Linked DNA regions of Homo sapiens: region 2 is linked to region 1. The links are chromatin loops, found by intact Hi-C in ENCODE. Cell type or tissue: CD4-positive, alpha-beta T cell. All regions are shown on one strand. Each heading gives the region's core, and the rest is flanking DNA. Links, peaks and the distances in the headings are about the cores only. Region 1 overlaps GLIS1 (GLIS family zinc finger 1). Region 2 overlaps LRP8 (LDL receptor related protein 8).

Region 1 (12,309 bases), core at 2,521-10,520:
CTGTGGGCCCAGAGAGGGGCTCGGTTTGCCTAGCATCACACAGGGCATTGGTACTGCCTGTGGCCAAATGGAGAAGTAAGTCTTTGTTTGGGCTAAGTGTTGAGAATGAAGACCTCTTGAGCGCTTGCCTTCTACTGTTCTCAGGCAGAAAGGTCACAGTGCAGATCTTGCTGGGACTCCCTGTCTCTGTGGTCACTTGCTCTGGTCTGGCCGGCTCTCAGCTCAGGATGTTTCTGGGTGGGAAGATACACGGGACTCAACAGGTGGGTCAACTTGGTAGACAGTGGAGGGCTGCAGCCAGGAGGGAGGACTGGAACCAGAGCCCAGCCAGGGTAAATGCTTCTTGCCAGGAGAAGGAGGGCAGCTGCTGTGAGTCCTGCCCAGGCAGGTGGTGCCTCTGTGAAGCCTCTGAGGCCTCCTTCCCTCTGACTGGGCTGTGGCTTCTCTGTATGTCCACTGGCCCCTGCTTCGCTCCATCACAGCACTTACTGCTCTGAATTGAAACTCTCCACGTCTCTCTTTCTAATGACTGTTGAATGAGTGTTGAGGTGCATGGACCAACTGTACCTTTGGGCTGGTCTCTTCACCTGCCCCACCCTGTGAGGGTGGAGTGTAAGGAGACCATCAAACGACCTGAGAGAATGTGCTCAGCCATCCACAAAGTGCTATTGAAAGCAGGGGGCTTGAGGAAGAATGTGGACCCTGGAGTTCTAAGACTACTGTGACAGTTTTATTCCCCAGCCATGCCTGGCCCAGAGTCTGGCCTGGGGGTGTGGCTGGTGCCTCTGCACTACTCTTGGGCCTTCATGGATTCTGCCAGCAGGTGTCCTCAAGGTGCCCCCAAATGAATTCGCTGCCATTGGGCAAGATCAGGCACTCAGTAAAAATTGAAAAACGAGTGGTGCAGCCCTTTTAGAATTTTTCTGGCAGGTTTTTTGGTTTTCACCAGAAAACATCCCCCCCCACACAAAAACCAATTTAAAAACTACTTATTTAGCAGGTTTTTCCTTAGCACCTCTTCCTGTACATGACACCGTATGGGGGCTGTGGGCCTGCCCTGGAGGAGCTCAGGGTTTCCTGGGGAAAGCAAGACAGTCACCCATCAGCGTGAGACCAGGGAGGAGGAATGTGCTGTGGAGCTCGGGAAGGACATCCTAGTTCCCAGTCGGGAGACCAGGGAAGTCTTTGTGGAGGAGGGGGCATTTGGCCCGGGCACTAAGGAATGGGCAGGAGAGCAGAGAGGGTGGTGGGAAAGGTGGCACAGAGGCTGGGGGACTGGGTGTAGTCCCTAGTCCCTGGCTCGGCAGGACTGCACAGCTGCACGAGGGGAGAGCCCCCTTCCACCCGCCACGTCTTCCCCTTTCCCCACCTCTACCCTGCAAAGTGCTCAGAGCACATTTTGTAGGGACTAGTCAAAATACAGACTCAGACGGATTTATCCCCCATGAGCCCACACTCGCATTCCTGGGCACAGGAGGGAGCGATGAGCCCGTGGGGATGTTTGCAGAGAAAACAGAAACGAATGAGTCTGGTGAGGTGCTCTTCTTGAATCAGGGACCGAGAGCGGGTGTCAGCACGCCACACACAGGGCCAGAGCCTGCCGAGCAGGAAACGCGCTGGGGCAGGGCCAGTCTGGCCTCCAGCAAGGCAGCCCCGGTTCCTCAGCCTCGACAGCACAGCACGGTGATCTTGATGGCTCCAGGGAGGGCCAGAGGCTGGGTCCTCCGGGCTTGAGGTGGGGCTAGGGGCACAGCCGGGCCCGCTTGCGTCTAGGACTCTTCCTCATCTATGATGTGGTGGACGCCACCAGCTCCCCGAGTTGGGGTGAGAGATGCGGGGAGGTCAAGCACCTGTGCCTGGGAGCCTGCACAAGTGGGAGCAGTTGTCACTGTCCCCTGGTGACATGGGGGCCTGGGGCAGAGAACACCCTGTGATACCTGGTTAACTGGAACCCCCGTTAACCAGAACTCCTGCCCACTGTCCGTCCCTTCGTGAAGGAGGTGGCTAGATGCTATGGGAAGACCCTGGCTGGGTGGTGGGCGGCGGGGGCTCTGACCTGGTGCTGCCCCTTCCTAGCTGGGGGGACCCATTGCATGTAAGCAGACCTTGTGGTTTGGGGAAGAGAACGCACAGAACCACCCGACAGCAGGGGGCCCTTCAGGAAGCTCCTCGGCTCTCACAGGAGAGCGGGGATGTACTCGGGTCTTCCATGAGGAGTTATTGTGGGGGCTCAACTGTGCGAGGCCTGACACGGGCTTGGTGAAGCGGGGCGGGCTGGTTGGACCGGGTGATAGATGTTGTCCTTGGAATGACTGGGAGTAAATAATTAGTGAAAGAACTCCATGGGAATCCCTTAGGAGACTCTTTCTTTCTTTCCACTGCCCACCCCCTAAAAATGTCTGAGAGACCCAGGTGGGCGGGTGGTGCCTTGCAGGGTATGAAGGGCCTTGGGAGCTGGGACTACTTCCGTCCTCCTCTGCCCAAGAGGCAAGCGGCCCCTTCCAAGTCCAGCTCTCCTGCCTGGCTCTGGTTCTGCTCCCACAGTGATTCTCTCGTTTGCCTCATCCTGGGAAAACCTTTCCTTAACTTCAGGAGATTCCGGGTTCCAGTCCATGCTCTGCCCCTCGGAGGCTGTGTGACCTCGTCGAAGTTACTTGGCCTCTCTGAGCCTCAGTGGCCTCACTGGCAGTGGAGTAGCTCTTGGGAGCCTCCTATACACAGCTCTGGAATCCACTGTGTACCAGGGCAAAGAAAGGGCTCAACACTGTCAGGAAGTTCAGTTAGGTGATGGACACGGTGATCCTGCAGGCCACAGTCCCATCTCCCTAGCATGGTGGACAAGGCCCTTGGTGATCTGGCCACAGCAAACTTATTGCCCCACCCCCGCCACCGTTCAGGCCACCTGGAACATTTCCCATCCTCTGAACCCGTCACACGTTCTCATGCTTCTGTGCCTTTGCATGGTCACTCTTTTCTTGGCTGGAGAGCTCCTATTTCTCTCTTAAACCCAGCTCAGATGCTCCCTCTTGGACTCCTTCCTGTATCTTTCAAGCAGAGTCAGTTCCCCTGGCCAGAGATGAGCACTGTTTTCCCTGCATTCCAGTTTATCTGCTTCCCTCGCTGCCTCCCCCCACAGTCTGTGAGCTTCCCAAGGAGAGGGAGAGGATCTGATTCATCTGTGCCTCCAGGGTCCAGCTCAGGGTCTGCCACCAACCAAGCAAGGACCATTCTCCTGTGCTCACAAGGACCTCTGCTCTCTTTCCTAACCTTCTTTCCCACTTTGGAGGGAGAAAGCACTGCGGATGAGAACAAAGCAATGTCCTCCATCAGAGAGGCTAGGGGGCTGGTGGAAAGTGGAGTAGGCTGAGCCGGAGGGGAGAATTGTGCCGTGTGGAGCTGAAAGATAACAAGGGGCCACGGTCTGACTTGGCAGTGCGTGGCCTCCAGAATGGGCTGCAAGGGAATCTTCCTTCCTTCCTTCCTTCCTCCCTCATTTACTGAGTACCCAGCTTCAGGGCAGTCATAGCTCCGCTCCGTGGGGAAACAGTGGAGCATGAGAGAGAACCTCCTAAAGGGGCTTTGCAGTCTGGTGGGAGAGATGGAAGGAACAATGGCCATAGGTGGGCAGCTGGGATCATGGCTGCGGGAGTGGAGAGGGGCCAGTGAGCAGCCTGGTGGATGACAGGGAGATGAAACTAGATGAAGGGCAGGGGCAGAGGGGGAGGGCAGGTTTCTGACGGAACCCATGCATGAGAGGGAGTGGGGAGAATCTGAGGTGGGGCTGGCCACAGGCTGGCTGGAGGGCTCAGCAGGGAGCAGTTCCTGAGGCCAGATGGCTCAGCACAGTGGCAGCGGCTCCCAGCAGATCTGGCTGCGGGATGGAGGACAGATTGAAGGGCCAGTCAGGGGCAGGAGCCTCAGACCGTGGTAGCGGTGGCCAGCGCTGAAGCCGCTGGGGAGAGGAGGGGATGGGTTAGGACCCACTATTTGAGACCTGACAACTGACTGGATGTGAAAGCTGAGGGTGAGGGAGACAGTCACAGGCAAGGAGGGAAGTGACAGTTGTCTCAGGAAATAACTTGTTGGAAGAGAGGGGAAAAAACACAAAGAACTCAGCAGGGATCTCTGCAACTCAGGGTAATTTTGGCTTCGGAGAGTCAGCCTGCTAATCAGATTGTAAAAATCAGGTACCAGGGTTTTTGCAGAAAATGCAGCAGATCAAAGCCAGGGTCGATTAGGCTCTGATTAAACATTGCCGAGGAGGTCAGACTCATTACGGAGGAATGTACACAGGCCGGCAGCGCTGACGGGGGATAATAACAGATCGCGCCCGGCAGCGCAGACACCACGGCGCTCTGGGGACGCGGTCCTCCGCGGCGGGGCGGCCACAAGGAATGGTATGTCCGCGGGCTCCAAAGGGAGTGAAGGTGCAGGGGTGTGTGGCAGCATGTAGGGTCAGCTGCATGCTGTCTAGTCTCCTTCTCTGTGGCCTCTGGATGGGGAGTGCTCCTGTGAGCTGGGCATTGGCAGAGGTCAGCCAGGACACCCGTCTTGCTGTCTTTCACCTTTACCTGCTTGCTCATGGCCTTTTTGCTGGGGGAAATGCCTCCCCACCCTCTTCTTTCTTCTGTGTCCCTCCCAGAACTCTGCCAGCATCTCCTCCAGGAAACCTTCCCTGACTTCCACCCCAGGTCAGGTGTCTCCTCTGGGTCCCCACAGCCTCAGAGCTCTGGCTTATCTCCCCTCCCGTGAGTCTCTTGATGGCAGCATGACTCTCTGTGTCCTCTGTTTCCAGCTCAGGGCTGGGCAGAGTGGATTCACTGATCTGGGCAGAGCCAATTCCCTGAAGCCACACAGCAAGCCAGGCTCCACTTGCCTGCCCTAAAGCAGGCCCAGGACTTCTGCTGAGAGGTGGTCATGGGGTAGGGGTGCTGGGAGCCTGCTGGCCAGGAGGAGAGGAGAGGCAGGTGGCCCACCAGGCTGGTGTGGGAGCTGTATGAAGGAGATTCATGGCAGGGAAGAAGGGAATGAGTGCCAGGCTGAAGAGCCTGGATGTGACCCTGTGGGCACTAGTGAGTTCTTGATTTGAGGTAGTGACAGAAACCAAACTGTGCTTCAGGAGGTACTGGAGGGCCCTCCATTTCTTTGGCGAGAGCAAGATTCTCTGAACAGCCACCCACCCTGGTGGCTTTGACCTCTACTTGTTGCTTCACCTCACAGTGTGAAGTGAGGCTCACCTGCAGTGGTCCCCATGAACCATCTTAAGGGCCCCAGGCTGGTCCTGACCACAAAAAGCCCAGGAGTCAGAGGGAGCAGGGAGACCCCTAGAGGCTTCTAGGCTTTCCCACGCTTTCCCAGGGTTAGGAAAATCGGCTGAATTTGGTTCACACATTCCATAAATACACAACACCTTCTGGGTGCCAGCCCTGTGTTGAGTTCTGGGGAGGCCCTGAGGTTCTAGCAGCCTGGCTCCCTCCAGAGAGGGTAGGAGGAGCTGGACTGCAGAGATCTTGGGGGTGGGGAGGACATGGACCCAGGAATGCCCTGCCCATCTGAGGGAGACATGGACACCCCCAGGCCTGGCTGGGAACTTTGGAGTTTAGAAGGAAGGAACACAAAAGCCCTTAACCTCCCAGCTGGAATGTGGACACTTCATCCATCCTGCTCTCCATCTCTACTCCAGCCCCATAAATGTCCAATTTGGGGAAAAGATTCCACTCTAAGCCCCAGCAGAACAAGGTGATTAAGAAACTGAGCTCCATAAAATTGTCCGAGCTCTGGCAGGCGGGGTGGGTCAGGAGAGTCCCTGAGTCTCAAGCCTGGCAAGGACTGTACAAAGCCCTCATCCTTCTAGTCCACATCCTCCCAATGCACAAATCCCTTCTGCAGCATCCCCAGCAAGTGACCACCCACTGTGTGCTTGAGGGTCTCTCTTGACAGCTGCTCAGTACCTCCCCAGGGTACCCAATTCAGTGCTGTGACACTCCATTCCTGACAAGCATTTACCGGGCACCTCGGTCATTCTTTCATTCCACATGCCTGCCCGTGCCAGGTCTTCTGCTAGGGCTAGAAACAGAAGAGCTAAGGCTAGTACCTGCTAACGTCCTTGATGCATGCTGTGTGCCAGACACAGTGCTGATTTATGTGGATGATCTCGTGTGATCCACGTGAGAACTCTCTGAGGTAGGTGGTGCCCTCATTCTCCCCATTTCACAGATGAGGCCTGCAGAGATAGAGTAACTCACTCAGGGTCATGCAGATAATCAGAAGCAGGGCTGGAGCTTGAACCCAGGCTTTGACATCATAGTCTCTGCTCATGGTCATTGTGCTCCACAAGTTAGGAGGCCTTTGGTTGGGGGGGCTCAGGCTCTGGGGACTGCCTGCCTGCGGTTATAATCACATTCACGCGGTGTGAGGATGCCCGTTAGCGGGTTACTGAGTGTGAGCGCTTGGATGAGCACCTGGCCATTGGTAGATGTTCAGGAGGTGTTCATGGTGTATATCCACAGTGCAGGTTGGGGAGCCAGGAATGTGTCTGCCAGAAGTGGGACCCCAGACTCCATATGCCAGGACTGAACTCGCCTTCTTTCCTTTCCTTCTAAAGCACGGTGCCACCTTCTGCCTCAGTGCCTTTGCACAGACCATTCCCTTGACCTGGAATCCTCTCCCTTCCTTTGCTGCAGCCTTTGCTCACTATTTCCTCATTCTTCATGTCTCAGTTCATGCTGCTTCTACAGGGAAGACTTCCTGATTCCTCTCCTATGTATACCCCCTTCGTGCCTCTAACAGAGTTGATCGTGTATTATTTGTATGGTTCCTTGATTGCTCTCTGACCCCTCACTAGGTGCTGAGCTCAAGGCAGGGACATCTGTTTAGCTCATCATACAGTTAGGGGCCACAGTCCCTCTGTAGGTAAAATGGCAGGGTTGTCTCAGATAATCTTCGAGTTTCCTTCCTATTCTGGTCTGATTGAATGAGCTACTGCTGCACACTTGTTATGAAAGGCAGCTCCTCCTAGATTAACCAATGGTGAAAGGGCCTCTCCTAAGCCTTTGTCTCCTTGCCTGCCCCTTGGCTCTGCGTTATTGCCCCTGAAGAATCAGTTCAGACAGGAACGTGGGTGTATTCTAATAAGCGAAGTGCTGCCAACTTGCAACGCCAGCACTTAGGGTCTCTGCCAGGGCCCTTGCCATCTGCCTGTGCCTCAGCATCCCTTATGGGGACACATATTGAGAGGTAACCTGCAGAGGAAGGCCCTCTTCTGATTATGTTCAGCTTACTTCAGTCATCTACAGAATGAGAGGGCCATTCCCCCACCAGAATGTGAGCTCCTCGCGGGGATGCAGGGATGCAGGGACTGTGCCTGATGCACCTTTCATCCCCCCACTCCTTCATGCCTAACACACAACCTGCCACCAGGTGTCAGCTGTGTCAGCGGCTGCTTGCTGGATGGCTGAAGGAGTGAAGAATGCATGGCTGCAAGCGGGTCTGGAGTTGGAGTCGGAGTCCGGTGGTGAGCGGCTGTGTAGAGGCAGAGGGGTGCCTCACCTTTACAACAGGAAGCATCTGTGCAGGGCTGGTGCGGACTCTGCCTGGAACGGCCCCCGCTGGCCAGATGCCAAGAGTTTATTGCATGCAGCACAGCAATTTCAAATTTCCTTTATTTTCTAAGAGCCAACGAATTAGTTGAAAGATTAAGAACACTTGCAAAGTAGCCTACAAAGTGGTTTAAGTTAGTGTAGTATAAACTCAGCACAGAGTGTAGCAGGAAGGGAGGGGAAGCAGTCAAAGAAGGCCCCCGAGAGCAGGAACGTATTGCTGGCTGGGTGCAGATGGCTCTACAGAAGAAGAGGATGGGGGAGGAGAGAGGGGGTTCAGTCCCAGTTGCTCCACCCACCCACAGCAACCTCGAATGCACTCAGCTCTGAGCCATCTGCTCCCTAAGGGTAGGTCCTCCTGTGTCCCACGCACCTAGAGCAAAGTGGGGGCTTCACAAGTCTTTGTGGGGTGGTTACCACTGGTGGGCTCAAGCCCTTTTCCTACCTCTCCTTAGTAGTCCTTGAAAAGAAATAGCCATCCTGGAGCTGTGGAAGCTGCAGGAAGTCCAGTCCCCTGCTTTGTCAGCAGAGAGAATATGAATGCTCTCTTTCTTGGCTGCCTGTGACTGTCCAGCCTGGTGGCATCCACTTCTCCCATTTTACTCACAGTTTTACAGGAATTCTCCCTTGTCTCTGACTTGGGTCCAGGCCCCTTTCTGGCTCCAGCCAGTATATCCCTCCCTACTTGGCATTGTCCTGGGAGCAGGGCGGCCAGTGAGGGGCGGTGGCAGAGATGCAGGCAGCAGATGATGAGGCCCTGAAACTCTGCCTTGTTGGACAACTGTGGCTGGCCCCATCTCAGCCCACCTCAGGCTGCAGCCCTGGTTCTGATGAGCAGCCCTGGAGAAGAGCATGCCATCTACTCATAACCCAGCCTAGGTACTGACAGCTGGGCATGCGTCTTCACGCAGCCACGAACTCAGAAAAGAAGCTGCCAGTGTGGATCACGGAGCAGTGGAGGAGTGCTGGAGTTTTCCTCTTTAACTTAATTTCAGAGGCTTGTGTGGACCCAAGGCCGAGAAGAGGGGCCTGCATCCTCTCTCTGACCCTGGCAGATAGTATCAGCGCAGTCAGGCTGAAGGCCCTGGAAACATTGACCCAGCTGTGTCCAGGGTTGAGATCATCTGGCCAGCGTCTGCTCAGGGTAGATGTGTTGGGCAGTGGCCACATGTGTGCCGTCTTGTGGAGAAGTTCACCTTGGGCACAGTGAAGGGTAAAGCTCTTGTCCACAGTCAATTCTGCATCTTCAGATACGTCTCACCCTGCTCATTTAGACAGCTGTGGGATTAGATCTGATATTTTATTCCTGCTGCTTAGTAGGGAGAATCAGTCTTAGAATAAACTCAGATGACCTGAATGGCTTTGGTTTTGGAGTGTCTTTCATTCATTCATTCATTCAGCAGATAGTAGGAGCATCACACCTATTCCCCCAAATAGGATTTGTTTTCTGGCCACGTGAGTTTTAAAACCTTCTCTGATATTAACAGGATGACTATCACATCTTCTGAGGATCACATTTCCATGTGGTCTACAGTTCACAGAACACTTTCCCTTCTGTTATTTAATGTTGTCAAGGTGAGGGGCTTTATTATTCATCTTTTGCAAGAGGAGGAAGAGGCTCAGAGAGGTTAAGTATCTTGCCCATGGTGACACAGCTCTGTCAGGAGCAGAGGTCTGTGGCTGTCCCCTTCCACCCCAGTACTGGTGCCACTGAGTGGTGGGCACCACACTCGTGGCATAGATCATAGTCTCTACTTCCTGCCAAAAAGCAGGGGTTTGTGGACAGGGAAGTACATTTTCTTAATCGTTTTGGGCCTCCGTGTTCCTATCTATGAGGCTTATGTGATGGAAGTCTCCCTCCTTGCCTTTCCTTATGAAGACGTTAAGGACAAATGCCGTATTTGATCTGAATTTTTTTTTTTTAAGCTGTTAGTGGCTGAGACAATCTAGGTCCTTTAGAATCTCCTGTGAGTGGAGACCTGCCTCCCTCCCTGCCTTCTCCCTCCTTCATTCAGCAGACATTTGGGCTGGGGACTGGGGATCTGGAGAATTCGACCTGGCACCTGACCTTGAGGAGTTCAAAGACATGTGGCCTGGATGGGGTGGTAAGGAAACAGGGGTCTCCATTACTGCTTCCATATTTGGGGGCACCCTGGGTGCCACAGGAACATGGGGTGGCCTTTCCAAGGTCAGGCTGCCTCAGGTGTGGGTAGGAGCTGTTGGTTTTCAGCTCTAAGTATCCTCTTTACAAGAAAGGACCAACGAGCTGGAGAGAGAAGTCAAAAAGTTGGGCCAGCATTGTCCACCGTGTGTCAGCATGCTACAGGGGCTTTCCAGCCCTCCCCAGGCCCTCCTCCCGGCAGCGCCAGAAGGCAGGAGTGATTGCTGTCCCAAGGAAGCATGCTCAGAGCAGCCAAGGGGCCCGTCCAGGAGGCATGGCTGACTTTGAGCTCTCATCTCTGTGGTTCTGTGGCTCAGACTTCTCTCTGGGACACAGTGGCTGTCAGTAGCCCTCCCTGGGCTCTGTGTAAATGGGGCAAGTGGCTTTCTGGGGCCCGAACAGGAGGGGCCAGGCAGCCTGTGGTTTGGGCAGGGGTCTGAGTCTCTGAGTCTTCACTGCCTCACTCTGGGCTGGCCCTTTTTCCTGGGTTCCTCCTGGAGCAGCAGATGCTTCAGGTCAGACGTTCAGCCTCACATCTGGTCTCCCTCCTACTTTCATCTGAAACCCAACTCGGATTGTCTCAGTAAACAAACAGTAAATTCAACAATACAATCTTCTTGAAATGCCTTGTAGTTATTTTAAGGCTGTTTTGGGGTTTATTTTAATTGCAGGCCCAGCTCCCACAGTCACGCAGCTGCTGCTGGGGGCATTTGTGGCTGCCACCTCCCTCTCTCCTGCCCGTTCCCCCTCGTAGTGGGCCCCTTCCCCCTCCCATCAGAGGTCCAGGGTGGCCTGGAGGTAGTGGAGGGAGATGAAGTGGGATGTAAGGTTGCTCCCCCGTGTTTCCCGCTTCATCTAAGAACGCCGGCAGCTGCAGTGGCCACGAGCCCAACTTCAGACCTGGGCCTGGTGGGAAGAGGACATGAGAGGTGGGGGGTGACCTCCCAGGCTGTGGAGGGTCATAGGGAAGGAGCAGCCAGGGGCTGGTTTTAGGTTTGCTCCCTGGGAACCCAGACCACAGGCACACCACACTTGACAGCAGAAGTGGGCTGGAAAGTTGGGTCCATAGAAGGCAGATTCTCTGGCTGGGAAGGGACCCTGGAGTTCAGCTTGTGCGGTGCTTTCCATTTCCAGTTAAGGAGACTGAGGTCAGAGACCTTTCCCCCTTCCCCAGGCTGAGGCCTCACTCTTGCTCTGCTCCCGGCTGTTCTTGTCTGTGTTCTGGCTGATAGTACCAGTTGGCAACGCCCCAGTGATGCATTCATTTAACTCAGGGCTCGAACTCAGCAGCCTTTTAGTGCCAAGAGAACTGGGCAGTCATGGTGACTGTTGGTACTTGGACAGGCTGTAGGTGATGTTTCTGTGCCCTTAGTACATCTCTGCCATCACCTCCCCATCCATGGCTGGGGGTGCAGGTACCAGCCTTTTCTCATTAATGTGAATTAGAAAATATTGTTGGTGCTAGGAGTCCAGAGACCTGGCTTTTGTTTTTTTTTAATGATGCCAGGCAAGTGATCTAACCTCTCTGAGCCTCAGTTTCTTCATCTGTGTGGAGGTTGAACAGCTGCAGCCCATTCTGAGGCAGTGACCCCGCTCCCCCCTGCCCCCCACCCCCCCCCCCTCACCCTCCTGCACTCCCAGGCCACCTGAGAACTGATGGCTCAAATCCGCAGAGAGGTTCTTCGTGCAAGGGGGCCCTCTGGGCATCTGCGGCGAGCTGCAGCTCAGCGTGGCTCTACAGCAAGGGTGGCAGGCACCTCAGGGGACATCTGTTGGGGACATCATCAGGTCTGATGGGGGTGCCCACTGCCTCAGGAGCATGGGGAAGAAAGACCAGGATCAACAGACCTCGGGCCATCCACAGCCAGTATGTTTCCCAAGGAGCCGGTGGTGCCAGGGAACTGTGGAGGAATCCCACGTTTGGGGGCTGTTTTCTAAGTGCCAGCCATGGTGGTGGGGACCTCAGGTGTATCTTATTCTCGCCACAGCTCTGGCAGGAGACATCAGTGTTTCCATTTGACACTTGAGGAGACTGAGGCTCAGAGGGGAAAGTACGTTTTGGAGGCCTCGCAGCAGTGAGATGGGAGGCAAACACCAGAGACTGTGCTCCTCCCTTAAGCGAGAAGAAGGCTTGGAGGAACGCCTACAGATGGGCAGTTCTTGAGGTGATGACAGAGAAGCAGGGAGAGGTGAGGAGGCACGGCAGATCCCAGAGATGGCGTGACAGCAAGCGTGAAGTGAAGGTGCTCCTCGCGGGTGCCCGCGGCTGGGTCCAATCGGACTGGGGCCCAGGCCCTGGGAGACGTCTGGTCTGGGCCTGCAGAGGCCCCTCAATTTATTTGTACATCGCCAGATGTAAACTAATTTGTTTAGCAAGAAAAAACACATTTTTATTGCCTTCCAAACTGGGTTGTTTTTCCTCTGGCTGTCTGTCTGGCGTTCAATGGCCAGGCCGTGGAGCAGAGCTTTTGGGAACATGCTTAGGTGTTGGTGAGGCGAGTCTGTCATTTGCGGGGTGTTTCTCCCCATTGGGTCCCAGAACCTGGCAGA
Region 2 (12,309 bases), core at 1,731-9,730, 400 kb after region 1:
TGTAGTAGGTAAGTAAGCGGCCCGGGTATGTAGTAGGTAAGTAAGCGGCCCGGGTATGTAGTAGGTAAGTAAGCGGCCCGGGTATGTAGTAGGTAAGTAAGCGGCCCGGGTATGTAGTAGGTAAGTAAGCGGCCCGGGTATGTAGTAGGTAAGTAAGCGGCCCGGGTATGTAGTAGGTAAGTAAGCGGCCCGGGTATGTAGTAGGTAAGTAAGCGGCCCGGGTATGTAGTAGGTAAGTAAGCGGCCCGGGTATGTAGTAGGTAAGTAAGCGGCCCGGGTATGTAGTAGGTAAGTAAGCGGCCCGGGTATGTAGTAGGTAAGTAAGCGGCCCGGGTATGTAGTAGGTAAGTAAGCGGCCCGGGTATGTAGTAGGTAAGTAAGCGGCCCGGGTATGTAGTAGGTAAGTAAGCGGCCCGGGTATGTAGTAGGTAAGGCCCGGGTATGTAGTAAGTAAGTGGCCCGGGTATGTAGTAAGTAAGTAAGTGGCCCGGGTATGTAGTAAGTAAGTGGCCCGGGTATGTAGTAAGTAAGTGGCCCGGGTATGTAGTAAGTAAGTAAGTGGCCCGGGTATGTAGTAAGTAAGTGGCCCGGGTATGTAGTAAGTAAGTGGCCCGGGTATGTAGTAAGTAAGTAAGTGGCCCGGGTATGTAGTAAGTAAGTGGCCCGGGTATGTAGTAAGTAAGTAAGTGGCCCGGGTATGTAGTAAGTAAGTGGCCCGGGTATGTAGTAAGTAAGTGGCCCGGGTATGTAGTAAGTAAGTGGCCCGGGTATGCCACTTATGTGATGACCTTTGTGAATGGCACCCCCGGAATTTGCACTGGCAGCCCGCAAGGCCTGCTTACCTTACAACAGACATTTGTTGCTCACAGTTCTGGAGGGTAGGAAGTCCAAGATCAAGGCACCGGCAGTTTCCGTGTCTGGTGAGGGCCCGTTCCTCATAGACTGCACCTCCTTGCTTCATCCTCACGTGGTGGAAGGGGCAAGGAGGCTCCCCCTGACCTCTTTTGTAAGAGTACTGATCTCATTAAAGAGAGCTGTACTGTTATGGCTTAATCACCTCCTAAAGGCCTCACCTCTTAATGCTATCACATTGAGGATTAAGTTCCAACATGGATTTTCAGGGGATACCAACGTTCAGACCATGGCAGAATGAAATGAAAAAATATAAAATTTTCAGCACAGAGCAGCCTGACACAACTTAGGTGTTCAAAAACTGGGACTCCCCTCCCCCTCCCTTGAGAGGTTCTGTTTCCTGAGGCCTGGCTTAGGGATAAGTAGTTGCTTTGACCTTCCATCCCATTGCTCTCTTAGGGGCTTGCAAGTGTATGGAACATCTGTATCACTTTTATCGTAGTGAATTGAAAAGAGATGAAACATCCCTTGTCTTCTATGCTTGCAGAATGTTAACCAACCCAGGGGTTCCCAAATAGAGGTGCATGGGAATCCCCTGGGTTTTGGTGGGGAGTTACTAAAATGCAGATCCCTAGGCTCTGCCCTAGAAGTCTAGATTCAGTCAGTATGAGCTGAGGCTCAGGAACCTGCACTTTGAGTAGCTCCCTCACCCCCCACCCTTTGATGAGAGGACCCCAGCAAAGCACTGGTCAGCTTCAGCTTCCTGTGTTCCAGTGGGGCCCAGAGGGGAGGTGCTTACCTGGGGTCCTGCAGTGTTGGTGATAGAGGTACCCTGGAAGGACCCCATCTCCCAACTCCCAGTTTCCCTTCACCACCCTGCACTGCAGCCCCAAGGTGGCCTTATATAAAAGGCCTTTGAGGGTTAGTACTTTCCAGAGCTCAACCTGACAGTTATTTGCTCATCCATCCCACAAGTCTGCCAATCCTCGAGCAAGGGAAATTTCTGTGAAATGAATACCAGGAATCCTGTATTCCCAAGGGATTGCCCTGTACTCATGAAATGCATTCCTAGGGATAACGTTGGGGACCTCACTTTCAGGGGCCTAAGATGCTCTTCTCCCATGGCAGTAGTGGTGTCCAGGGACCTTGACTCAGATACCTGCTCCCCTCCCCAACTCATCTGTGCCCTTTTCTGTATCCCTTGTGGTCTCTCATCCCAGCTATAGAAATGGGAAGAGGAGAAACTGGTCTGAGATCAGAGAGCAAAATGGAGGGCGAAGCATGAGTAGCCCACTGCCTCCGGGGAGAAATGGATTGTGCTGAGTCTCCGGCATCAGACACAGCTGACTTTCAGTCAATCCTAACACTGCTCTTTATCAGCTCTGTGACCAGAACTTAGTGCCTACCACCATGTTTGTCACACAGCAGTGCTCAAATACTCAGTGAATAAGCAAAATTCAGAGTCATCTGGTATGTGTGGATAATCATAGTAGGTAACATTTAGTGAGCACTGGGCTGGGTGTTCTTCTAGGTGCTTGCTTTACAGACATTAACTTAGTCATCATAACAATCCTATGAGAGATAGTATTATCCCCACTTTATTGGCACAGAGATAAGGATTGTTGGCCAAGGTCACATAGTCAGTGAGTGATTGAAGTAGGATTTGAACCCAGGCAGCCAGGCTCCAGAGCCCATGTTCTCCGCCTCTATGCTGGAGGCCAGCACATAATCCTCTCACCCTGCTGGCTTATTGTGAAAATTAGATGGAAGTGTCTAGCACCATGCCTGGCACATCCTAGAGACCACGGAGGTCGGGCCTCCTGCACACCCTGGAAGGCTGAAGGGAGCCAACCACGGAGGTCTGAGATGCATCTGCCTTGGCTGAGCCTGTCACATGGGTCCAGCAGAAACTCATGATAAGAGCTGTCCCCAGCCTTGAATAGGGTTCTCATTCTTCCTTCCAAATTGAGATTCAACCCTGGGGCTTCAGGCCCCTGATTGAGTCAGCCTCTGATTGCGGCTGCAGTAATTATAGCTATGCAGTCCCGCTGGGCCCTGCCATGCAGCAGCTGCTCTCAGCAGCAGGATCAGCACCATCACTCGGGGAGGGGGCTTAGAGGCGGGCCGATTGGAGCCGTTGGGGCCTTGGTGAGCCCTCCAAATTTACAGGTTCCAATCATGGAGTCACTGATCTGGAAGGCAAACTGAGGCCCAGCTGGGGCATATCTCACCTAAGGGCACACAGCTGGGAAATGGCAGAGAAGAGTGCAGGGCATGGTGGCTCCATGTTGCCAGAACTTAAAGTGGAGGTTTGGAGGGATGGGAGGTGTGGCCAGGAGGGGCAGGCAGAAGTCAATGGATCAAAGGGACTTGAGGGCCAGGGACCAGGGGGCCATGAAAGATGTTATGTAGAGAAGGGTCAGATTTAGGATTTGAAAATTCCTGGCACAGACAGAGGCTTCTTCTCAGCTGATGAAACTGAGACATGGGCCAGAAGAGCCCTGATGGACTCCTAGGGCCTTGGACCAGATGGCTGGAACAGGGTGGTAGGACTGGTTGGCACCATGCCCTGTGTCCCCCTTGGCTAAGCTATGCATGGACGTCTGTCTCCACAGCCAAGCAGGTGTGTCCTGCAGAGAAGCTGAGCTGTGGACCCACCAGCCACAAGTGTGTACCTGCCTCGTGGCGCTGCGACGGGGAGAAGGACTGCGAGGGTGGAGCGGATGAGGCCGGCTGTGCTACCTGTGAGTCTGGGGTCAGATCTCCAGGGTCTGCCAAGCATGGTCAGGCAGCCTCAGGGAGTGGCAGCCACTTCTGGGGAGGGGGCCCAGTTCCCCGTGGGGCTTGGTGGTGGAGAGGAAAGGATAACGATCAGGACACTAGTAATGGCTAGATTCTATGGAGACATGGTCTTCTTTCATCTTCACAAGCACCTCATGAGCAGCCATTATCATCCCCATTTTATAGGTGAGGAAACTGAGGCTCAGACAAGGGAGGAAAAGTACCCAAGGCTGAGTGATGAAACCAAGATTCAGATTCAGGACTGGACAGCAAAGCCCATGAGCTTTTGTTACCATGTCTGACATCTGCTCATCCATCCCACAAGTCTGCCAATCTTGGAGCAAGGGCAGGGGGACCAGGGAGGGTGCTGCGTGGAGAAATGGCGGTGGTCTGAGCCAGGGCGCCAGCAATGCTGGGGGGAGGGGGACGGATTCCTGAGGTGTCAAGGACGACTGTTGCTGAAATCTCAGATTCAAGCACAGACGTCACAGGGCAGAGAAGACATTCTCAGCAGCCTCGGCAGGGACAGATGGAAGTGGTCACTGGGACAGTTCCACATCACTGAGCTTCAAACACAGGATTATCTCCTTCCCAGGGAGCAGGCCAGCAGGGCCTGGGCCATTGGGGAGCATGGCCAGGCCTCACTTTTTCAATTCGAGGGGCACCTACTGTGTGCCAGGCCTGAAGCCAGGCTCTGAAAGGGACAGTGAGGTGAATCCTACACAGTCTTCCCTCTGGGAACACATGATTAGTGGGGGAGACAGACTGGCTGTCGCTACTAGGCTGTGCGGCTGGGCTGAAATACGGGCGGTCACCCTGGAGGGCTTGCCAGGCACTTGCCCATCACTGCTGCCTACTCCCCTCTGCCAGCCTCTATATTTGCATCCTATCCATCTTTCCTGGCCCAGGGAAAATGCCATCTCCTCCAGAGGTGTCTGAGTCGTCACACTTTAAGATTCTAAGTCTGGAATTTGATGTGTCTGAAGCAGGAAGCATCTGGGTATGGAGGGAGATCCTGGCTGGGAACAGCAGTTTCAAAGTCCCAGTGATGGCACTGGCTCACTTCCTCAGCTGTGATAATTTTGCTGGGACTCACTGGCCAATGAGAATCCTCTTTCCTCTTTACCAAGCCCCATAATCAGATGATTCCTCCAATATGAAGGCCGCTACTGCAAGGGATGGGAGTCTCTCCAACTAGGGCATGTTGGAATAGGAACATTCCCCATTAATTATGGGAGAGAGAGGTGTCAGAAGGTCTTACTGGGCTTCTATGCTATAGCTTCCACCCTCCTAGGCAGAGGAAAGAGTCCTCCCACCCCTCATCTCTCAGAGCTTCTTCCGTTTGTGAGTGCTAGGAGTAGGGTCTCTCGGCCTACGTAGGCCTGAGAATATGGATCTTAAAGTTACTGTTGGCTCCAAAACCTCAGAGAAAACTCAGTATGAAGAAGCACTTCCTTGCCATCCAAGTCTTCAAGTAAAATTAAAAATTAAGGCGGGGCGCGGTGGCTCATGCCTGTAATCCCAGCACTTTGGGAGGCCGAGGCAGGAGGATCACGAGGTCAGGAGATTGAGACCATCCTGGCTAACATGGTGAAACCCCACCTCTACTAAAAATACAAAAAAAAAAAAAAAAATTAGCCGGGCGTGGTGGCTACTCAGGAGGCTGAGGCAGGAGAATCACTGGAACGCAGGAGGTGGGGTTGCAGTGAGCTGAGAGCACACCACTGCTCTCCAGCCTGGGCGACAGAGCGAGACTCCATCTCAAAAAAGAAAATTAAAAAAAAAAAAAAAAAAGCACTTCCCATCAGAACTCCCAGAAAGCAGTGAGTCCACCCTCCCTGCACATGCACAAGTTGGGTGGGGACAGGCAGGAAGGGAGCTCATCTAGGTGTCAGCGTAATATTGAGGGGCAGTGGCAGTGGCAGCATGTGCTTTTTCCACCAATGCCCCAGTGTCTCAAAAGCCCAGGAGGGGAAAAAAATTCAACTGTCAGACACTTGGTAGAGCTGTCAGAAACGCATGACACGAGCTACCTACCTGGTGAAACTGAAGACATCACTCTATTTTATCTTCAATAACAATGAAAATTCACATTTTTCCATCAGAAAGTGAAAACACAGACTCTGGGCGCCCCCACGTGGAAAGATCTGGTGCTGCCACCACCACCTCACCTTTGGCCACAGCCACTGCATCAGTGCCCCACCGGGGCCTACCCCCATCCCGGGGCCAGGTCTTGGCCTGTGTGTGGACGCACAGGAGGGAGGGAAGTGAGGAGGTCACTGCCCTGAAAAACAGCTGGAAAAACTCCAGGAAGGGAGGAGAAAACCAGAAAAGCCAAGAGGAGGAGTCAGAGTAGGAAAGAAAAGCCCCAAATGTGAGTTCTGGTTCTCTTGTTGTCATGGACTGTGTGACCCTGGGCAAGCTGCTCCTCTCTCTGGGCCTCAGTTTCCCCATCTATAAACTGGCAATAGGGCTGGCTGGCCTCTAAGTTCCTCCCGGCCACTGAACTCAGACTAGCCTACCAGAGAGAAGCCCAGAGCCCCAAGCAGAGCCATGACGTGTGTCCTTAATTACTGCACATCCCATAATTATACCTCATACCTGGGCCAGACCAGTTCCATCCACTCCACACCCACTCACTACAGGGAGCTCTGTACCAGGCCCTCAGGACAAAGGAGGGACACCCCCAGGCAGTGTGGATTCTTGGGGCAGATTGAAAAGGACATGAAACTCAGACGCCTGCGCGACTGAGGGGCTCAGAAACGAGGGCAGAGGCAGAGATTTCCCAAGCGGGGAAACGCCAGGGTGTCATGGAAGAGGTGGAATTTGGGCCCTTGGAAGATGAGAGCTCATCATTGCAAAATGTAGTGGTGGGCAAGAAGTAGGTTCCCAGCAGATGGAGCAACTTGAGTAAAGGCTTGGAGGTGGGAGCCTGTGCACTGGGCCCAGCAAATGGTCTAGCATGGCGGGAGCTGCGAACATTCAGGAGTGAGGTGATGGAGCCACAGGACTGACCCAAGAGACGCCTTGGATACCAGGCCAGGGGACTCAGGTGGAACAGTGCAGGTTATGCTATGCATCGCTATGCTATGAGGAGCCAACCCCAGACCCTGGTCCCTGGGAAGGGTCAGTGTCATTTAACAGATCATGTCCTGGGACCATAGCAGGGTCCTTCAAGACAGGCAGTGCTCTAAGGTTTCGGAATCCCCCTCCTAGTCCCACCATGCTCATGCTCATTTACCCAGTGAGGCCTGGGGGGCTCACAAAGGGCAGGTGTGTTGCCAGTCACCTAGCATGTCCGTGTTGGAAGCCCGCCTTCGCTATGCCTAACTGCACGTCCACCATTCAGCCCCCAAAGGGCACTTGTTCTGGCCCCCGGGTGAGGGTCGGAGCCCCTGTAGCCGGACCAGCGGGGCCCCAGGTCGGCCGGGGAGGGGGTCGGCGGGCCGACCGGCTCTCTGTCCCGCGCAGTGTGCGCCCCGCACGAGTTCCAGTGCGGCAACCGCTCGTGCCTGGCCGCCGTGTTCGTGTGCGACGGCGACGACGACTGTGGTGACGGCAGCGATGAGCGCGGCTGTGCAGACCCGGCCTGCGGGCCCCGCGAGTTCCGCTGCGGCGGCGATGGCGGCGGCGCCTGCATCCCGGAGCGCTGGGTCTGCGACCGCCAGTTTGACTGCGAGGACCGCTCGGACGAGGCAGCCGAGCTCTGCGGCCGTCCGGGCCCCGGGGCCACGTCCGCGCCCGCCGCCTGCGCCACCGCCTCCCAGTTCGCCTGCCGCAGCGGCGAGTGCGTGCACCTGGGCTGGCGCTGCGACGGCGACCGCGACTGCAAAGACAAATCGGACGAGGCCGACTGCCGTAAGCCCCCTCCATACCGCCCAGCCCCGCCCAGGGATTGCGGATCCGCTATCCGATCCGGATCCGCCAGGTGCAGGCTTCCTTTCATTGCCTTACCTGAATACATTACCCGGGTTTACTACAGAGGAGACCGAGGCTGGGAGAAGTGAGGTGACTTATTTGAATTCACGCAGCTGCCGGGCTGCGGAGCTCAGGTCTAACTCCAGAAGCCTCCACTGGTATCTGTGTCCCTGCTGTGAGCCCTCCCAGTCGTACTTCCCACCCCCATCCCCCGAACCCCTCCACCCAGAAACCTGGCAGGCTCAGGAGCTCCCCCCATCTCTTTACCCGCTAGGCCTGCTCATTCCTCAAGGCCTGGCCTAGACTCCTCTGACCTTCCCAGCTGGGCTGGGTCCCTCTGCTGGGCAGGTCCCCAGCAGCTTTCTCTTATAGCTCATCTCACACTGATGTCCCCATCTGAGCATTCCTCACCCTTGCTCTGCACCCTGAGCTCCTAGAGGATGAGGAGGCTCTTAGGAGTCTCTGGGCTCCCACCCCCACCTCCACCTCTCCCAGCACAGCACCTGGCACAGGAAGGTTTGCCAAATGGATGAAGTCATTAAGTAATGAGCACCAAGACTCAAAAGAAGGCCGTGTGTCTGTTCTGAGGAGTGGCCCTGGAGAGAGGCAGGGACAGGGAAACAGGAGATCTGGGTTTAGTCCTGAATCTGCCAGCCAGAGTGCTGTGTGACCCTGGGCAAGGCCTTCCCCCTCTCTGAGCTTCAGTCTCCCCATCTGTACACTGAGGTGCCTTGGCCAGGTGTCCTTTGAGGACTCCTGAGTTCAGCCACTGGTTCTGTTTTTGCTGGGGGTGGCTATGGCATGGGGATTGGGGTGGTGGGGAAATTGTCCTAGCACCACACTGACTCTGATCCTCTCCCCTTGCCCTCTCCTGGCAGCACTGGGCACCTGCCGTGGGGACGAGTTCCAGTGTGGGGATGGGACATGTGTCCTTGCAATCAAGCACTGCAACCAGGAGCAGGACTGTCCAGATGGGAGTGATGAAGCTGGCTGCCTACAGGGTGCGTGTGGTCAGGGCACAGAACACATCCTCTGTGAGGATGCCCTAGGCTCTGGTAACTCTCCAGAGGGCAGAGTTGGGAGGAGTTTCCCCTTGGTCCCCAAGATGCATTTTCCCCCAGAGCATCACTTGCCCCTAAATCACCTGGCTCCCTTTCCATGGGGTCCTAGTAGCACCAGAACTGGATTTGTAAGGACTTTGCCAAAGCTGAAAGACACCTAGGGGGACATGACAGAGCACTTGGGAAGTCCAGCCCCCACCACTTGTCCAGGTCCCAGCTGGTGAGTGGCTTCCCTCACTAGTTCCCAGGCTGAGCAGAGGCTGAGTCTTGCTCCCCAGGGAGCCCCTTTAGTTCTCAGATGGTTCTTCTGGTCACCACCTGCCCTCTGCAGGAGCAGGGACCCTCATTCACTAGTCATCTTGGGGAATGGATAACAGGCTGGGCAGTGTAGCAACTTCCCCTATCCGGGGTCCATGGGGCAAAGTCCCCCCAGGAGATGATCAGTCCAGCCTCTAAGGTCTCTCTAGAGCTGCTGCCTGGTCCTCCTAGGACCTGAGTCCTGCAAGATGAGACGCAGATCCCCACAGCCCTGCCCAGCTACATGAGGCTTAGCCTCCTAATCATCCCTGGGATCCTGTCCTGTGAGCAGAGCTTCCTCAGTTCCTGGATTTACCTGTCTGTCCTGGGCCACCCTCCAGGGACCTGTGAGGGACTGGAACTGGAGCTCTGCTTGCCTCCTGTGGGCCCCAGCCCAGCCCTTCTTGTCCAAGGTCTCACAGGCACTGTCCACTCTCTTGTCCGGCCCAACAGAGTCACCCTGTGAGGGTCCCCGCAGATTTCAGTGTAAGAGTGGCAAGCGCGTGGACGGCGGGAAAGTGTGTGATGTGCAGAGGGACTGCCGGGACTGGTCGGATGAGCTTCTGAAAGTGTGGTGCGGTGCCTGTCTACGCCCACTGGCTGGACTCAGTCTCCTACCATCCCCCTCCTGGTATCTAGGCTCAAGGCCCTCCAGTGCCCCCTGCCCTGACACTTTCTGCTCTGACCCTCTCTTTGGATTCATGTGCCGTCCTATGGCTTCACATGGGGCTTTTCGCCCCCAGGCCTCTGGTCTACATCTCTACAAAGTGCTAAGAGCTTGTCCATCCCAGGTACTAAAAAATTATGTTTTCTCTCACAAACTTGGCCTTTCCTCATTCCTTCCCCGTTCAGACCTCTGAGACCTTCTGGAACTTTCTCTCTTCCTCGGTGTTCCTCCCCTGCTGACCCAGCCAAGGCCCTGGGCTCTGAGGTCTTCTAGCCCCTTGCAGAAGACCCAGCAGAGGGAGAAGTGGGCACAGCAGGCAGGCAGCCAGGTGAAGCACATCCCAGGGCCACTGCTCAGGCCATACCTGTGTGGGAGTAAGGCAGGCCTTGCAGCAGGAGGTGGCACCATCCTAAGCCCTGAGGAGTTCGGACCTGATGGGGAGACCAGACTTGGAGGCCAGACTAAAGCGAGACCTGGATGGAAGTGGCTGCCCTGATGTCGGCTACAGCTGTCAGGGTGGGTTCCAGGCTAGAAAGAACAGAGGCTCCAGGCTGTAGGTAGGGTGGGCATCCCAGAGAACATGCTAGAAACCCAGTGTGGACTCCAGGAAGGTTCATGAGTTTTTTTTTGTTTTTTGTTTTTACTGTTCCCAGGTTAGGGCTTGAGGGAGATTTGACAGAGAAGCCCTGGGAGGACAGAGGCTAGGTCAGTCCCTCCCTTTCCTGCCTTCTGGCAGACTGTTTCCCCAGCACCTACCTCCTGGGTGCTTAGAGGAGGTTCATCCTCCTGAGCTTCCCAGGAAGAGCATATTTCCTTCCCCTTTTGAAGATTAAAAAACTGATTGTGAAAGGAAGAGTAGTTGAGTGAAAGTGACTCAGCTTCTACCTGAGCTGGCAGGAGATAGACACTCCCTCTGCCTCCAGGCCCTGCCAAGAGAAGTCCCAGAAGAAGGAACTTGTGGAAAAAGAGACAGGGAAGCCAGAACTACTGAGCCTAGCTCCCCCAACACCCAGATTTGGAGTAGCCAGGGACTACTGTCCTACTAATCCCTCTCTTCTCTCTCGTCGTTTGCATGACACACCAAAGAGGAGTACGTACACACGTGCTTGTGTCTGTGTGTGGCCTCTGTCTCTGTGTTGGTGAGAGGCCGGTGTCTGTATCCATGTCTTCTTCTCTGAGTAAAGCAGGGGAACTGCATTCATGCATCTATGTGTGTGACCCCATGTATGTGTGAATGTATCTATGGAGTCCATGGGACTGTTTGTGCTCTGCACATAAGCTGGTATGTGTGCATGTAGTTGTGGGCATGCTGGTGTGTGCATGTAGGTGTGTGCAGTGACACCACTTCTTCCTTCCATGGAAGGAAGCCGCAAATACTACTCTGGCCTCTCTGCACCACTCTACCCCATCCCCCTCCTCTCCTGGCTCCCCAGCGGAATCACACCCAGGCTAGGTAGAATTAAGAAGGACTGAAGACTTCCCTGCAGGCATTTGGGGAAAGGTTACAGGGACAGACAGGTGCAGACCTGCTCTCCTTTCTCTTCCCCTCACCCACCTGAGCCCTGGAGGACTCTGTGCCTTCCTTCATCAGAAGCCAGTCACTTTGAGTTCTCTCCTTTCCCCTTCCCCCTTTCAGGGCCATCCCACCTACACATGCCACTTCATCAAGTGCTCAGTAAATAGAATTGTTGAGTTGTTGCTAGCTGCAAAAGGAGAGGAAGGAGGCGAGTGGATGCATGATGGGGGCAGTGGGTGAGTGGGAGGACAGATGAATGAACGGTGCTCAGGGAATAACACAGGAAAGGAGAGGTCAGGGAGGGCTCCGAGCGACTGAAAGATTCCTAGAGGTGGGAGCTGCCGTGGCTCAGCCCACCTCCAAGGGTCTGAGGCTTCCCAGGGCTGGGCCTGGCTGAGTCATCCCTGGGTCCCCCAGTCATGGAGTTGCTGTGGTCTTGTTCTTTCAGTTCCGCCAACATTCCTGGGAAACAGGAGGAGGCCCAGGGGTAAAGGGGTTATTCCCTAAGCATGGCTCAGGCTGGAAGTGGGGGCACCCCATAGCTGTGCATGGCCTGGGGTGGGCAGCTCAGACCAGCTATATGCATGGCCATGGCTGGCTCAGCTCAGCACTGCTTGGCTTGGCTGGAGTGGCAGTGCATGAGCCTGGGGGGCAGAGGGGGAGAGGGGCGCGGCACCTCTCCTTGGCTTGTGGAATTAACCTTCTGTGACTCTAAAGCTCAGGAGAGGCTGTAAGAGCATTGGTCCTGGATTCCCTGACCTCCCCTAAGACCCTGCCAGAAGGTAGTGAGGGAGTGGAGGATGGGGAACCAGAACCAGATGACCTCTGGGCATCCCTTCACCTCTTGCAGCAGGTGGTAATCCTGGAACCGGGCCCATGACAAGATAGGAGGAACAGGGACAGGTGCTGAGAGGAGAGGAGTTAAAAAACCCATCATATTAGTTCATGATAGGAGAGAATTGATTTAGCAATGGCTCCATGTTAAAAAAGGCCCAGGAGTCTTAAATAACCACAAGCACATTAGGGGGGGCATCCTGTGTTGTTCAGGTTCCTTCTGGGTGGCAAACTAGCTCTGGGCCCTGTCCAGACAGGGACATGGACAGATGGAGTGAGTCCAGAGAAAGGCACCCAAATGGCAGGAGACCAGATATCAGTGCTTTAAGGGAGCCTGTGCACCCTGGCCAACCCCACACAGCAGAGCTGGGAGCACAAGCAGA

Evidence for each region. Hi-C counts contacts between places; a loop is a spot of excess contacts. Peaks named below come from ENCODE experiments on the same cell type or tissue, not always from the same donor. Only the 100,000 strongest peaks of a DNase experiment are listed, where the experiment ranks them.
Region 2: a loop joins it to region 1, with 5 times the contacts of the local background. A loop is called at or near these places in 6 of 110 quality-filtered maps.

The regions. Positions count from the first base shown.
Region 1 is chr1:53,677,400-53,689,708 of GRCh38, reverse strand. The region is part of intron 2 of GLIS1 (GLIS family zinc finger 1); the gene reads left to right. It also overlaps the pseudogene RNU7-95P. Among named protein-coding and RNA genes, the nearest start is that of GLIS1, 56 kb to the left of the region's middle. RefSeq lists enhancers at 3,320-4,148, 4,149-4,978 and a silencer at 11,299-11,593. In CD4-positive, alpha-beta T cell, for the core only: a CTCF peak has its summit at 7,418 (motif pointing right); a DNase peak (open chromatin) is centred at 7,428.
Region 2 is chr1:53,271,874-53,284,182 of GRCh38, reverse strand. It overlaps LRP8 (LDL receptor related protein 8), which reads left to right. Exons shown (of 19, transcript NM_004631.5): 4 at 3,468-3,596; 5 at 7,105-7,491; 6 at 8,430-8,552. Among named protein-coding and RNA genes, the nearest start is that of MAGOH-DT, 39 kb to the right of the region's middle. RefSeq lists an enhancer at 5,736-5,795. In CD4-positive, alpha-beta T cell, for the core only: a CTCF peak has its summit at 5,707; a DNase peak (open chromatin) is centred at 5,782.